2 separate regions of the Mus musculus genome follow, and region 1 is linked to region 2. Evidence: chromatin loops called from intact Hi-C (ENCODE). Cell type or tissue: left cerebral cortex. All regions are shown on one strand.

Region 1 (8,000 bases), 94 kb after region 2:
TTTTCTCTTTTCCTCCCCCTGTCTTGACTCGCTGCACCTTGAAGGGCAGGGATCCAAGCACGAATACTTTCTCTACCACTGTGGTGGCCTTGCTGCTATAACAAGCAGATCTCAGCCTTTCCTCATCCACAGCAAAGTGAGAGAATGCCATGTTTCTTCTCTAGTATGTTCTCTTTGGGTCTCAGTCTCCTCTTTTCTCCCAGCTAACATGTCTCTGCATCCATGCCTGGTGTATAAGAGAGAGTCATCCAGTAAATGATAAACAAATCCAAGCCTATATGTTGTGTTCCAATCCACTTGCCTTATAGCATTTCCAGAAAATACTTACAACATACATCTCTTAGCAACCAGCTTTGGGATTCCTGGAGCACAGAAAAGGCAGAATAAATCTGCATTCTCCATTATTGCTGTCCAGAACTGGGTGCATAGTAGCCATCCATAAGCCAGACAGGGCGGGGGTAGAGGGTGTGGCAAGTAAAGAAACAGGTACATAAAATGAGTTTGCCATCTTAATGTATTTTCTTGTCTTGCTGCTCCCATCCTTGGTAGAGTTTAAAGTATATGCAAGAACCAAATTCACTTGGGAATTTATGGTCTACATGAAAGCCCTGCATCTTTATAGGAAAAATAAATAAAAAAGAGGAAAACTATTTTCCCCTCATCTTCCTCCTTCCATTTTCCCATCTTATCTCCAGGTTAGGAGAACATGAATCAACAATGTAGTAGAAAACACACAGGCCGAGAATCGCCAGAGAAAAGTGATCCAGCCTTGGTCAGTATGTCAGACCAACCTTGCCGGGCTTTGAATCCAGTTAACAGAAAATTCACCAAGAAACACATCATCCTGGGCTCCTCTCACCAAAAAGGCAAAAAGCTGTTCCCTGCTTAGCTTAATGCTAGCCAAAGCCAACAAAGCCTTAGAGATTTTTGGCTTAATCTTCTCCCTGAACTCAAGCCAGCGCCTCCACGAGTGCAGCCAGGGCATCGTCACCCAGCCCTTGCTGTTGGCAACTCTCTCTCATGCTTCTTAGCACTTTCTTGGCTTAGGGGCAATAGCAGAGGTACCTTCTCCTCCCATCCACTGCCCCCACAGGCACCTCCAACTGTGTAGCTTGGCTTTGGAAGGTTCCCCACCCACTGAAAGTATAGTCAAGACTTTTGTTAGGTAATCTACAACCCTAGCCGAATGCCAGAAAACGCCTGCCTTATGGAAATGCTAGATATTTCTTGCAATTAAAAAACTCCTAGCCAAAAATAAGTCAGGAAACGTCTGATGTACATGGCTTACCTAACTTGAAAAGGGGTCTTTTCCAAGAACATCCTCAGGTTGGTTCCTAAGATTCATTTATTCAAAGCACCTCTTATATCAATCCTCCTGCCTTTCTTCCTGTCACCATAGCAATCTCAGCAACCCAAATGCTTATGAAGCTCCTACCTTTCTTTTGCAAGCTGCTGCCTGGATGCTGACAAGCTCTTCCCCAAGCATAACCTTCCTGTTAAAGAGCCCTAATGCCTCCTGTTATAAGATAAAACTCAAACTCTGAAAACCAACCTCCAGATTCTTCTGTATTCTCTCAAACCCCAGGGGAAAGTTGCAAAAGAACTCATCTATCAATCGACACAGGGTTTCTAGACCCACCATCTCAAAGTCTAGCACACAGCACAGTGATGGTAGATGTTCAGATGCGCTCAAATTATGGGCTTCTGGGAAGGAACTTGGCTTTGAGTACTCATGTCTGCCATCAACTTCCTCCCTTGACATCCTTGAGTACAGAGGCACCTGTGCACTTCCCTTACACACTAGTATGGCTGATCATCATTGTATTTCCTCGATTGTTTGCCTTTCATCGTGAAACACTTGGCACAATTAGCAACTAACCTTTGGATATATAGCTGTTAATAAGCATAATAAGTGAAAAGTTAATGTCATACACACATGCACATACACACACACACACACACACACACTTCCTGATAGTTATAGGACATTGTGTTCTGGTAAGAGCTTCAGAGAACTGGGAAAAGAAACTGGATTGTCAGAGGAAAGCAATCACCCTTCCAAGCTAGTGGACCAGCCAGAGGTCAAGTGTAGATCCTTGAACAGTGCACAATGACTAGGGAAGCAGAGACTGCTGAGGAATGGAAGTCTAGACCTTCTGGTAAACCTTGCACCTATGCTCTTCTGCCTTCTTTGAAAGGTAACACTGCATGATCTAGTCTGCAATGCCATATATGCTCTATTCCTGCATAAAACCATCAACAATCGACCTCAGAGATTCCCAGAGTAAGAATTTCATGAAACACAAGCTGGCATCACTTCCCTCCCCCACCCCCCTAATTTAAATGCTCACTTCTTGTAGGTCTTTCCAGGAAACCTCCCTCAAATCTCTAGCTGTCTCTCAGGCAAAGTTCTAGATTTTGAACTTGTAGAAGGTGTCCCAAGGTTGGTCATCTTCCCAACTAAATTTCAGATGCCCCAGGTTAGAATCATGATTGCTTTCTAGACACTCTCACTTTTATAATTCCTGACATACCATGCAGTACTCGAATTAGTACTGGAGAAACGACAATACCATTAATGAACAAAGGCTGCAATGGGCAAATTAAGTAGTTTATACATTCAATCAATCAAAAGATGAGATTAACTAACTGAAACATGAAATTACATGGAATTTTCCAATTTTTAATATATTTTCTGTCTTTTATTTTTTCAAGCCTTGTCGTAGCAAACATCCCTGCTTTTTCTAACAATCTTTTTTTTTTAAGAATGAGCTATAAGTCACCTTAAGCAAACCTACTTGCTGCACACATACACACACACACACACACACACACACACAGAGAGAGAGAGAGAGAGAGAGAGAGAGAGAGAGAGAGACACTCAAAGACAGACCTGATTCTGGATGTGATTTGTAATAACAGAATTATTTTTTTTAAGTTTTCATGCGAAGTTTCAGGACTGAACCTGAAGCCACTGGCTCTGTTTCTTTTCAAGCCCATGCTGTCCCAGTCCACAGAACAACCAGAGACCCTTTTGTACTTACCTCCTGAAAAATGTTCGATGTTTTATTGTTAATCCTTTTGCCTCACCCCACCCTTTAATGACCACCTTCCTACCCTGAGAAGTCCTCTCAAGGATCATTAACCTCCTTCATAACTTAAGGACAAGCCTTCCTGTTGCCCACACTCCACTTATAAGAAAATAGGAGCTACTCTACTGGGCATGATTTGTGATTCCACTATAATTTTCCCATTAAGTCTCCAGTTTATCAGTCTCCTCTCCTACACATTCTGGTCTTTCCCTACCCTTTCTTCCCAGTCCCGCCCCCTGCCTCTTCCCCAACCCCCAAGAAGTGAACTGGTTTACCCAGCAGGTTTAGTCTTGCTTTGACCAGCTCATTGTTTCAATGTGATTACGATGCTGCCGGGCTTGAATCCACAGTTTATTAATTTCCAGGCATTTGCCATGTCCCTCTGTGGAGTGTCGTGTGAGGAGTAGTTGTGCGTGTGTGCACAGACAGTAACCAACACTCCTAGGATTGGCAGAGCCTCTGGTGACTAAGAAAACACTGTTGGTGGTGATCCAGGACTAGGGATGTAGCCAGTTAATAGAGCGCGCGGGCCAGTGTGCATGAAGCTGTGGGCTCAATCCCCAGAACCACACAGTGACAGATGTCTGTTATTTCAGGGTGGAAAGATGGAGGCAGGAGGACAGGAGTTCAAGGTCACCCTCAGCTAGACATCAAGTTCAGCCTGGGCTGCATGATGTTTCAGGTGAATCATATTATTTTAGAGGTGTATGGAATAAGATTTGAGAAGTGGAAGAGCAAGGTGAAAGGACGTGGCCAAGGTCATAGATTTAATACCTAGGAGAGCTGAGGGAAAAGCTGAGAGCTAGAGCTACCCAACCTCCGTTCACTGGGCTCATGCACAGGCATACAGCCTTCTGCCATGGCTCACATAGCAGTAAGAATTCAGGGTGTCCACAGATCTCAGCAAGGAATTATAGCTGCATACTGTAAGTGAACGCGCAAATGCAAAAAAAAAAAAAAAAAAAAAATGATGTTGAGCTCTTACAGAGAACAGCCTGCTAAAATTAGAGAGTTGCTATAGTGTGATTAAATTCAAATCTGCATCACATCTCCCTACCAAGCATCCAACATGCATTCCTCCTAGTGGCTCATTTAAAAAAAAAATTAAAGATGAATTTCACAAGTACCTTGAAGGGCTTTTCAAGTGATTTTCCTTTTGGCTTGATCAATACAGAGTTATCACTTCAGCGTGTGAAAATAGCTTTTCCACACAATCCCTGTGCACACAGCCACACGCACACACATATAAATCATTGGCAGCAGGTACTTTCAATTTGCTGGAAAATATTTCTAAGAAGTCAAAAAGCTCCAGCTGAATAAGCGTGCCTGCCTATTGGCTAAACGGACCAGTTGAAGGATCTGATTGGTCCCTGATCCTGAGGACCGATAAGACGGCTATAAAATCCCTGGGTGCAGCTCTTGGGCCCCCAGTTTGCAAAAGCCAGAGGTGCAAGAAGCAGCAGCAGCAGCAACAGCAGCAGCAGCAGCCGCCTGCCAGCCAGCCAGCCACACACACACACACACACACACACACACACACACACACACACACACACAGACAAATTCTTCCTCAAATCCTCACCTAAGCTTTCAGTATATCCAGATCCACATCTTCACTCAAGCCGGGAGAGGGAAAGAGGAAAGGGGGGGAGGAAAAAAAAAAGCCAACAACTTAGCGGAAACTTCTCAGAGAATGCTCCAAAACTCAGCAGTGATTCTGGCGCTGGTCATCAGTGCAGCTGCAGCGCACGAGGCGGAACAAAATGATTCTGTGAGCCCCAGAAAATCCCGGGTGGCGGCTCAAAATTCAGGTAAGCAAGAAAACCCAGGACCGGTTTCTCCCCCCAAAGATCTGTCCTCATTTGCCTCTCTCACTTTTGCATGTGTCTCTGTGACGGCTGATCTCAGTAATAAATGTGCTTCATGCCTGGTGATAATGAACTGCCAGTGTAATCCTATAGCCTTAGGAAGTGGAGTTCCTTTGTTTAATAAATTGCATGCAACTAACGAAGAAGCTGGGCGCTCTGCTGAGGGTATTTCATTGCATAAGCCTAGCCTGATTGCCTGAAATCTGGCACGTACCCTCTTGTTGGGGGGAGGGGGCGGGGAAAGGCTTGAATGTTGGCACGCCTCACAGCGGCTCTCTCTACTCCACAAGCTTGTGTTAAGGTAATGAGTGGCTTACCTGCTGCCATGCCTCTCCCTGCTCCTTTAAGACCTTGTAACTTGACTTCTCTACCTCTCCAGACAGCACACAGACAAGCCCCCTCCTCACACTGATTTGTGGAACCATAATCCTCAAGTCTGAAAAAAAGAAATTTTTTTCAGGGCGCATTCAGAAAAGGGGTGGGAGGACCTACACACCCCGTTCCCTATAAGCCTGCCTGTCTCCTTCCTCGCTCTCAGAGGCTCCATTCAATCGCCCATGCAGCCCGTGGTCCCTAGAAGGAAGTGCATTTGTAAAACGAAGCATTTCTTTCTCCATGGGGAAGGTCTTACTTTCCGCCCGACTCCCGCACCAGTTAACTGTATATGGTCCTGGCCTCCGGAGGCAAAGAAGCATTAGGACCCCTATGTCCCTTGACTTCTAGATCCTCGCAAACTCCTCTCCCCAACTGTTAACAGAGATGGGACCCCGCAGGTGTCAAAATGCTGCAGATGCTCCCCCTTGGAAGAGCGCAGGTCCCTGCCAGAGGAGGCCTTTTGCCTGGCTTCCTTTTGTACTTAGTTGCTATAGCGATGCCGTGATTCACAATTCGAGCTTGCCTAAAACAATAGCAGCCCTAATGCATATTAAAACTGCTTAAAGCAAAGTTATAATTTGAACCCGTGGAAATATATAATTAGGGAAATGACTTGTAACATCCCAGAGGCTGCGGGTGGTGGGAGGGGGGGCGGGGAAGCCTAACCTAACCAAACCATGCTTTTGATCTGGGAGGAGAATCCTACGGTATGAAGGCTACAGATCATTGCTTGCCGAGCTGCCTGCCAGAACACCCCTCCTTCTGTGGGAGAGAAATTACTTTTATGGCAGATCTTATCCAGAATGCAGAAAACCCGGTGCAAGTTCTTTGCGGTTTTCTTCCAGCCTTTCACAAGGAGTGCCTTGAACCCGTCACTCCACACCTGTGTTTCTCCTTTTTTGAAAAGAAGCCTTTTTAATATGAGAGATTATTCATACCTCTAAGCGCTGGACGGTGGTTGGGGGGCTGGGTGGATACAAAGGGCTCAGATTCCTTGTCTGCCAGTGCCTTCATGGGTTAAAAGCTCTCTTTGGGAAGGGTCTCCCTCCAAATGGACTCAGCAAATTATTCTCTGCCATTTGGGTTAAAATACCATGCTTTTTACTCTAGACTGCATTTTTCAGAGGGCAGATAGATTCTCTCTGGTCCTCCCCCAACTCCATCATGAGCCTGACCTTCAGTCACTGCCTACAGCCTACCCAAGCTCTCAAGTTCCAAGGGACAGCCTTTGATTCCTGTCACCAACAGAAGACACTATGCATTACAAGGTCTCTATCCTTAATTCTCTAGCCATCAAAATGCATAGAAGGGTGAGACCCAGAGAGAGCACGTGCCTAAGGGAGAAGACACTACCCCTATCATGAGTCTCAGAAGGAAAAACGTCCTTCCCCCAACCTCTTTCTCACCCCAATTTTCTTCCAATTGTTGTATTTAATGGAATCCCAAATCAAATTCCGAGGGTAAGTTAAGATCATGTGCCCTTGGTATTAGACTTTTACACCTACTGGATTCTACCAGAGCCCCCTTGGCTTGACCCAGACTGGTTCTGCTTGTCTCTTCCAGCTGAAGTGGTTCGCTGCCTCAACAGTGCCCTGCAGGTTGGCTGCGGGGCTTTTGCATGCCTGGAAAACTCCACATGTGACACAGATGGGATGTACGACATTTGTAAATCCTTCTTGTACAGTGCTGCTAAATTTGACACTCAGGTAACTGGACCTTGCCTTTAGCTCCCACTGGCTGCTTGTCTTTTTAACAGAGTGCTTGTTACTCTTCTTAAGAGCCCCAAAAGCCAACCTTGCTCCCCAGCCTTCTAACCAGGCTCATCCCAGGCTTGCAAACATGCTCCAGAACGCATGCGTGTGTGTATGCGCACAGATACACCAACACAGGTTGGGGGCATATGCACACCAAGTTTAGACCAGGAATAAAGGGTTGGCAGAGGCTGGCTTATAATATGAGGGATGATTAGCAGAAAAGCATTTTTGCTTTGAGAGGAAATAAAAATGTCCTCCTCTGAGTGACCTGGCATGCTATCTGAAATTCCCAGTTACCAGTCTTAACCCCAAGAACATAAAACTGATTCTGACCATCTTCACATCTGGGAGGAGTTGATGATGTCTCTCTCCTATCTCGTTTCCTGTCCGTGGAGCTGAGTGTTCAAGATAGTCCAAGAGAGAAGAGATTTTTCTCTTTTGATTCTCAGCCATGCTGTGTCCCCTTGAAAGACTCCTGTGTCATAGACCCAGACCTCTTTTAGAAGGTCAAACTCATGCTTATCTTCTTATCCCTGGCAGGGAAAAGCATTTGTCAAAGAGAGCTTAAAGTGCATCGCCAATGGGATCACCTCCAAGGTATTCCTTGCCATTCGGAGGTGTTCGACTTTCCAGAGGATGATCGCCGAGGTGCAGGAGGACTGCTACAGCAAGCTTAACGTTTGCAGCATCGCCAAGCGCAACCCGGAAGCCATCACTGAAGTCATACAGCTGCCCAATCACTTCTCCAACAGGTACCCGAGGGTCCTCTTCTTCACAGCATGGGGGGGGGGGTAGGGTGGGGGTTGGCCACCATAACCAGAGTAGCAATCTTTCCCTCTGGTGTTATAACAATCTTCCTACACAGCTAGCAGAGAGATGGTTTGCAGTTTTCCTGGGTGAGTTTCTCTGTC
Region 2 (8,000 bases):
TTGGTGAACTCTTCTATTCTCACCAAAACATCATTACTATTCCATCCATCTCTGAGATGTCAGCCATCCACAGGAGAAGCCCACGAGGGCCTGGAAGATTGCACTAATGTCGGCTAAGGTCTGTGAATGTAATTCACTGGACCCAGTCCTGGCTGGAGGTGGGTGCAAGAGACATAGGTTATTAAGCCAGCTTCTGAGAATATGAACTCCCCAGGTCCATGGCTCAGGTCTTGGAGCTTGCCTCTTCATCAATTCCTGTTATTCTAAAGTCTCTCTCTTTGTTAACGACTTGAATTTCCATCTCCTTCCCAAATATGTCTTCTAGATTTCAGACTGGTGTGTCTGTAACATTATTTGAAAATCAAACCTTCAGACCATCTATTCTAAAACATCTTGAACTTGATGATTTTCTTATATTAAATTGATGGGAATTTCATCCCTCCACCAGCTAGTCTAAAACTCTGACCACTATCATCTTCTTTCTTTACTGTGTATTGTACATTCAGTTCATCTGCAATTCACAGAAGTTTCTGAGTCCTTTCTGTCTGCACAGCTACTATTGCTAGTCTAAGAAGGCATCATGTATGGCTTTGATACGTACAGCACATGAAGCTATGGAACTGAAATCCAAACTCGTCTCTTTCCAGTGCGAGATAACAAAGACAAGGTCAATAATTGAGTTTCTACTAAAAGCAGAAAAATCAGAAAAGTCATGAAATGAACTTCCCAGGATGTGTTCAATGTTCTACTAGAGAAACTAATGTATGTGGGATCCCTCTCATCAGCACACTCATCACCTCAGGGTTTGGCACACCTCTGAGCTCATAAGCAACCCCTCTGAGGAACACTGTCCTTTTCAGCTCCTTTTTTTTTCCAGCCCTGAGTCCTGCTATTGCTTATGATACGGGCAGCTCACCTGGCATCCTATCATAGCCTATTTTGCACTGTGCACCCATCTTTTCATCTATTGACTATGGTTCAATATGAGGCAGACCATGCCAAGGATCACACATGGGAGCTTTTCACATCTGAGCAGGCTGACCTGTGATATGACAAACAGGAGGGGCCATCATAACATGTTTGTATATGAGGGCTGTGCTTCTATGGCTCCCCTAAATAGAGGCCTTTCTAGGACTTCTGCTTCAAGAGAAGAGAGACTGCTTTTACTAACATCACTGAAGGGCAGTTCTTCGACCATCAGGCATCTTCCCCCTACCAGGTTCACTTGATGTGTATAAATAATAATCTTAACAGATATATCAAAGATATGAAGAATACATTTCATCTTACATTAATTTTTAAATTTTTGGTTCTTTCATTCTATTACGAATATGACCCTTTGTGTATATATGTGCATCACATGTGCAGTTCCTGAAGAGGCCAGAAAAGGGCAGCTGATTCCCTTGGAACTAGAGTGACAGGCAGTTTTGAGCCACAGTGTGCGTGCTGGGAACAAAACCCAGGTCCTCTCCAAAAGCAGCAAGTGTTTTTAACGACTGTGCCATCTCTTCATCCCCCATCTTTTTTTCTTTTTGTTGATATATAATTAACATACAACAACATAAGCAAAGATCAAGATCTTAAGAAAATCCAGAGTTTTATAAGCCACACTAACCAAAGAAGTAGCCAAAAGAAGGCGATACCACATTGCAAGTGTGAGGAAAAACCTATCAGCCACAACACTGATGCAATGAGAGCTCTTTGTTCCCAGAATGCTTCTGCCTAAGCTAGCCGGCAGGGTATATAAATCACCATTTCCAAAGTCAGTAAGAATCCAGTACATTTAAAGAAAATAGATTGTTGATACCAATCATTTCTGAGTCCAATTATATTTCAGGGAGTATTATTATACTTTAAAGATTTTTTTACAACTGTAAAGATATCCTGATTATTAAGGTAACTAATATCTATTAAAGAAGAAAAATATAAAATACAGATTATCCACATTCCTATCACACAATCAAAATCAGTCAGCTTTGTGTCTTAAAATCTTTCCAGTCTATTTTGGTTGATGATGGATAAATAAACAGAGAGATCATTGATGGATGATAGAAGATAGAAATGTGGTGATAAATAGAAGAAAGATGATAGCTAGATAAAAGACAAGTATTTTGATAATAGAAAGAAAATGATTGATAATAAATAGATACAGATAAATGACTGGTGGTTGACAATGGGTAGGTAGATAGATAGATAGATAGATAGATAGATAGATAGATAGATAGATAGATAGATAGATCGTATATAGTATTGATGTTTTGTCTGTTGCTATGTATTGTAATGCTAAATTCTGTAACCTAAGGTCCAGTTGCCTCAAGACAAGTGGATTCTCACATATGCCAACTTTGGTTGTGAATTCCTTGCCCCTTAATTTAAAATTAGTGGTTGAATAAAGATGTCTACAGTCTGTAGCTGAACAGAAGAGAGGTAGGCGGGGCTTCAGTTCCGATTTGGGGTCTGAGAACAGACCAGAGGGAGGAGAGTGGAGGAAGAAGGAAAAAGGCTCTATGAGAGGAGATGGCCAGGAGTACATGGCCAGGAGAAAAAGCAAATATTTGGGGTACTCTGCTGCGGAAATAGCCAGGCCAGCAGTTAGAAAAGCAAATTAGGGGTTGCTCCCAGTAACTGTCAAAGCCAAATAAAATAAGCACAGTGTGAGTCTCATTTATTTGTAGACTAGATGGGGATACGTTTAAATTGGTTTGACTACCACATAGATTTATAGGTAAATGATAGTGAGAAGGTGAGGCTGACTCCATGACAGTCTTCAAATTAGCAGTTTAGGAGATTAGACCTAAGAACTGGGGAAGCCCAGGCAAGTCAGTTACAAGAAACAAACAAACAAACAAACAAACAAACGGGATTCCTTGGCAATGGTTTCTAGCCTTCACACCCTGGTAATGGTCCTGGAATGCCTAGGGATAGAGTAAGACAAAGCCCATCTACCCCAGAATTCCCCTAATGTGCTTTAAATCCAGCCTTCAAGCTGACTTCGAGGTCTCTCTGTCTTGGTAATGAGAGACACCAGCATGCTGGATTTCTGCAGAATAAAACACTCTTTATGCATACATACTATTTGAGTCCAGGGTATCATGCTTTAGAGAATCATGAACCCTTACAATAAATCATCCATAGATAGATAAGTAGATATAGGTAGAAGATGTAGATAGATAGATAGATAGATAGATAGATAGATAGATAGATGATAAGGCAGTAGACCATTTGTGCTTGCATGTTTTAAATAGGATCTTACTGCACCTACTATTTCATGTGGTTGCATAAAGAAGCCATTTTTGACGTGAAGATCATTCTATCCAGATTTGGCAACTTTCTTCACAAAACTGGAACTTACTGAAGAGGGACTTACCACTTCTAACCTGCTTCTCAAGATCCCCAGCAGACCTCCTTGAACAGGATTCTACAAGCTGAGAAGGTAACAGGAACATTCTAAATGTCAAATTCAAGGCATGCAGAGGAAGTACAGATGAGAGTATGCACAAGACTTCTTCTCTGGCCAATTCTTGGGCTCCCTGTGTGAGCAAATGCCTCTCAGCAGCTCCTGGCATGGGATGCTGTCTGCTGATGCTGTAAACTATGAAAACAAGCATGTAGCTTGGGGAGAATTTCCAATTCTACCATGGAAACTCAGTGTGGTGCTGAAGCTGTGCACTGAGAAACTGGATTTGCAAGACCGAGGCGGGAGAAGGGGAGGAAGGATAATCTACACAGACAAGGTCACTCAAGGTTATTGTTATCTATTTTTGCTTATTATTTTCACAGACCCTCAAGCTCCATCTGGCCGATGTTCTGCACCTTCAAGATGAAGCCCTTTGTCATTTTTTTTCTGGTAAAGAAATATTAGCATTGTTAGCGTCTAGTAACCATCTAAAAACTAAACCATCCTTCTTGAATAAAGTGCAGGTCCCAGGAAGGATGACATAACCTGATCCTTCCTAGAAGTTACAATAGATAAGAACTGAGTTCACAGTGCAAGGGAAGATAGAAAGGAATAGGAAGAAAATGGTTTCAAGTGAATTCAGCAAGAGCAAGCCTGTGATTCAGCACAAGCCAGCATGGGCCGTTCTGTTCAGCTCACAAACATGCATCTTGCTGCAGCTGGGGTGAGGCTGCACTCTAATCTTAGCCTCCGCAGTCTGCTTTCACTGGGGAACATTACTAACAGCTCTTCTTTCTTTCTTTTTAGGAAAACCAGCTCCGAGGGAAGATCCCATGCTGTCTAAAGGAAGCTACCCAGGAAGAAAAATGAGAATAATTAAAACCCTAAATCTGTACAAGAAACATTCACAGCTGAGACTCTCAGCCAAGAACGGAGATAATGCTAATGATTTTGTTTTATAGCCTCAACATGCCTCACATCTGGAGGTGATCCAAAACCCTCAGCAGGTTGTCACGTTGATGGAAGGGCCCCTGCTGAGATGCAGCAGCTGCTGGGGTGAACCGCATCTGGAGAACAGCTGCCTATCAATCCATGCACCGGGAGGGCAGCAAAGCAGACTCTGCAAGGGCACATGGTCCACCTGGACCTCCCCTCAACCCCCATCTCCGGGAGACTTGGAAAGGCAGGGGCTGGTGGCTCACATTTGCTAACTAATTGAAATGCAATAAAAGCTTCATTCTCTATAAACTTTGGGGGAGGAGATGGTTCTCCGCAGTCCAGTTTCCTAGCTCGCAGAATGGCTTCTGACATGTGTACGCACCAGGTTTTGATTAACTATTACCGAGGACAAGGTTTCTAAATGTATCCGCACTGCCAAACTCTCTCCTCCAATTAACCATATGTTCGCCAGTCTCACGACTTAAATTCACCCTGTGTCCATCAATGTGAGAGCCATAAGACTGTGTCTATGGGCTTTCTTTACAGACTTCCCAATCAACCTATGAACAGCAGTCTATGTGTACCTGTAAACATGCAGAGAGACAGGCACATCCAGGAGTGGGCACACGTATGCGCACAAAAGCGCTAACAAATTCACACACATATGTGCATGTACTACATCAAGATGGATGAGAAAAGAAAGAAAGCTAACTGACACCATAATGGAAATTAACAGGCCCATTAGCTCTAGCCTTCCATTAACAGGCCATGTGACTTTAAATTAGTCACCCTAACTCTGTGTCTCCGAGCCGCTGTGGTCTTATAAAATAAGGGGAGGTCAATAAATGTCCATTAAGATCTGCTCTAATGATAACCTTGATGATTACTTCATTACTGCACATTCTTTCCCTTTTTTTCTTTCAATCCCCCCCTCTTCCTCTCTTCCTCTCTTCCTCTCCTTTCTCCCTCTCTTCCTCCCTCCCTTCCTTTCTCTCCCTGTCCTTCCATCTTCTTTCTTCCTTCATAACTTTTGGCTTCCTTCTTCTTTCTGGTGTCTACTTATCCATTACTAGGAGCAACAAGACAAATGACGAAAGTAACTCTCAAGTGTTCTGCAATCCAAGACCGGAGCCGCAAACTGCAACCCGTGCCAAGCAATGAGCCGCACATTTTGGGCAGATGATATGTTACCCTCCTCTCACAGGCTTTAAATATTATCTTTTTCTTTCCTTTTTTAAATTCTTCTCTCATACAATACATCCCAACTTCAGTTTCCCCTTCCTCTACTCTTCCCAAGCCCCCCTCCCACCACCTCCTCCCTTCTCCCCCCAGGTCCACTCCTCCTTTTCTATTTTCCTTCTAAAAGAGAGCAGGCCTGCCAGGGTTATCAACTGAATATGGCACTAACAAGGTGCAGTAAAACTAGGCACAAACTTTAATGTTAAAGCTTCTCAAGGCAACCCAGTAAGAGGAAAGGGGCCCCAAGAGCAGGCAAAGGAGCCGGAGCTGTACCCGTTTCTACTGTGAAGAGTCTTACAAAACCACCAAGCTAAGATATTTGCAGAGGACCTAGCACAAATCCATGCAGGCTCCATGATTGCTATTTCAGTCTCTGCAAGCCTTTATGAGTTCTACTTAGTTGATTCTATGGGCCATGTTCTCTTGAAAATATTATTAAGACACATTTCTTTTTTTTTAGGCAAGGTCTCACTATGTAGTACAGGTTGGCCTGAAATTCATTATGTAACCTAGGTTGGCCTCACCATCCTCCTGTCTCAGCATCCTGAGTATTGATATCACAGGTGTGTAACTTTTTGGTAATCTTGTTTTCTCTGCTAGTTTTTGTCTCAAATTTAAGAATCACAGGTATGAAGGAGATTGGAAGAAGAGAAGTCATCATAGGTTTGGGTCACCAGAGGTGTCTTTGAACCAGTTCATGAGATACTGGGGTGTATATTCAAATAAAGACTCAATAAAAATTAGCTAATGAGGGGTCCAGAGGCACAAAGGCAAGGGCATAGGAAAGCAGTGGTAAGCATAGGCAAAGAAAAGCAACCATGGGCACCACAGACTTCCGAGCTGAAGCCAGCTCTGAGATGCTTACCTGAGGATTGACACAGACTAAGTGACCTGGAGACTATGAGACCAAGCTGGAGGGCTTAAATTTTATAAGATACTATTGAGCAAACTGAGTAGGTTGTCAAGCAAGAAATACCAGTAGGACAATGTGTGGACCTGGGTGATTATTAAAATTCTGTTTTAGGTTTTTTTTTTCTTTTTCTTTTACTTTTTTTTTTTTTTTAGGAGTAGAAGGAATCAAATTATACGGCCTTCATTTCAAACAGCCTACTTAAGATCTTGATGCATAAAACATGACAAAGTTAATTTTAAAATCCTTTTATGTTATCTGCCTTCTGAAGAATTTTCCATTGTCCTTGTACAATAATGTAACTTATCACATTGGGGATTTTTTTTTTTTGCTTATCTATAAATAGCTCCTTCACCCATAAACCAGGGATGTCAGCCTAGTTTTATTATTTAAACATGTCTCCAAGTATGAAAGGGCTATTTCCAGGAAATCCAAGTTGCCACAGCCACTCTGCTGACGGTTTGCCTGTGTATGTCAGGCAAGTGTTGCAAGAGAGGGACTTTCTTCTAATCGCTTAAGAGGAAAGAAGTCAGGCACCATGCTGACTGCTGGCAGCTGGCAGCAGAGAACCCCTAAAACAGGAGCCAAGGCCTCAAGCGTCGTCCTCAGTGGTTCTCCAGGCGTAAGGCAATGGAAGACAAATCAAAGCAGCCCAAGGGAATTCTTACTGATAAACTCCTCATTAACCTCCTAGTTTTATGAACTCAGTGTTCTCAGATAAGCCTGAGTTAGCCACCCAAATGGCGGTAGCGTCACAAAAAAATTCAGAATTTCCCCTTAAAGGGTAAGTTGTCACTATTGTGGAGTTGGAAGTTGGGCCCAGTTTACCCATAGTCCAAAACTCTTGAAGTACCTCACAGAGCGACTATACTAATACCTCCCCATAAAATTTCTGTGATAGTCAAGTAAAGAATGCAACTTGCTTAGAATATAGTGCTCAAAGATGAGGCTATCTTTACTAACTTGCCTTTCAGGGTACTACCACCACTCACTCTTGAAAGCAATGAGGGTAGCTACACACAGAACATCCCACAGTCCAGATCTCCATCATCTTCCATTGTGTGCCTACCCACTATGCTTTGCAGCACTACATCCTTGTATATCCAGGCGCTTCCTCCTCTCTGACCTCAGCTAAGTCTCTCCCTCCTTCTAGACCATTCTTCTCTGCCCTATGGAATTCCACAGTAGGCTCTCTTTGTCTATCAGCTCTACATCTACGACCATCTTGGATGACTCAAACAGCTGCTTGAGTGGTAGTGCATTGGAATATGGAGCAGAAGACTGCCAACCTAAATGTCAAATTGGGCAGAGCAGAGACAAGGAATGAACCACACTTGCCTAACTAACAGCATTGATGGCCCTGGCACACTTACCAGCATTGAGAGAGCAATCAGCATGGCCCTCGAATTAACTGAGGGTGTTTAATAGATGGGTGTATGCTTGTCTCTAAACCAGCAGAATGAACCTCAGGAGGATGAAAATACAAAACCTGCTGATGAGATTGACCTCTGAAGT

The links. Peaks named below come from ENCODE experiments on the same cell type or tissue, not always from the same donor. Only the 100,000 strongest peaks of a DNase experiment are listed, where the experiment ranks them.
Region 1: a loop joins it to region 2, with 6 times the contacts of the local background. A loop is called at or near these places in 4 of 42 quality-filtered maps.

Annotation. Positions count from the first base shown.
Region 1 is chr14:69,024,605-69,032,604 of GRCm38, forward strand. It overlaps Stc1 (stanniocalcin 1), which reads left to right and starts at 4,685. Exons shown (of 4, transcript NM_009285.3): 1 at 4,685-4,903; 2 at 6,899-7,041; 3 at 7,630-7,841. The coding sequence starts at 4,786. It overlaps Gm41192 (a long non-coding RNA gene), which reads right to left and starts at 5,886. Exons shown (of 4, transcript XR_003951016.1): 1 at 5,592-5,886; 2 at 5,278-5,396. In left cerebral cortex, a CTCF peak has its summit at 4,187; DNase peaks (open chromatin) are centred at 296, 1,081, 1,406, 3,518 and 6 more places; H3K4me3 peaks cover 1,927 bases; H3K27ac peaks cover 916 bases.
Region 2 is chr14:68,930,556-68,938,555 of GRCm38, forward strand. No RefSeq gene overlaps it. Among named protein-coding and RNA genes, the nearest start is that of Stc1, 95 kb to the right of the region's middle. In left cerebral cortex, no CTCF peak of the experiment used is centred here; DNase peaks (open chromatin) are centred at 3,621, 4,146, 5,433 and 6,926; H3K27ac peaks cover 1,727 bases.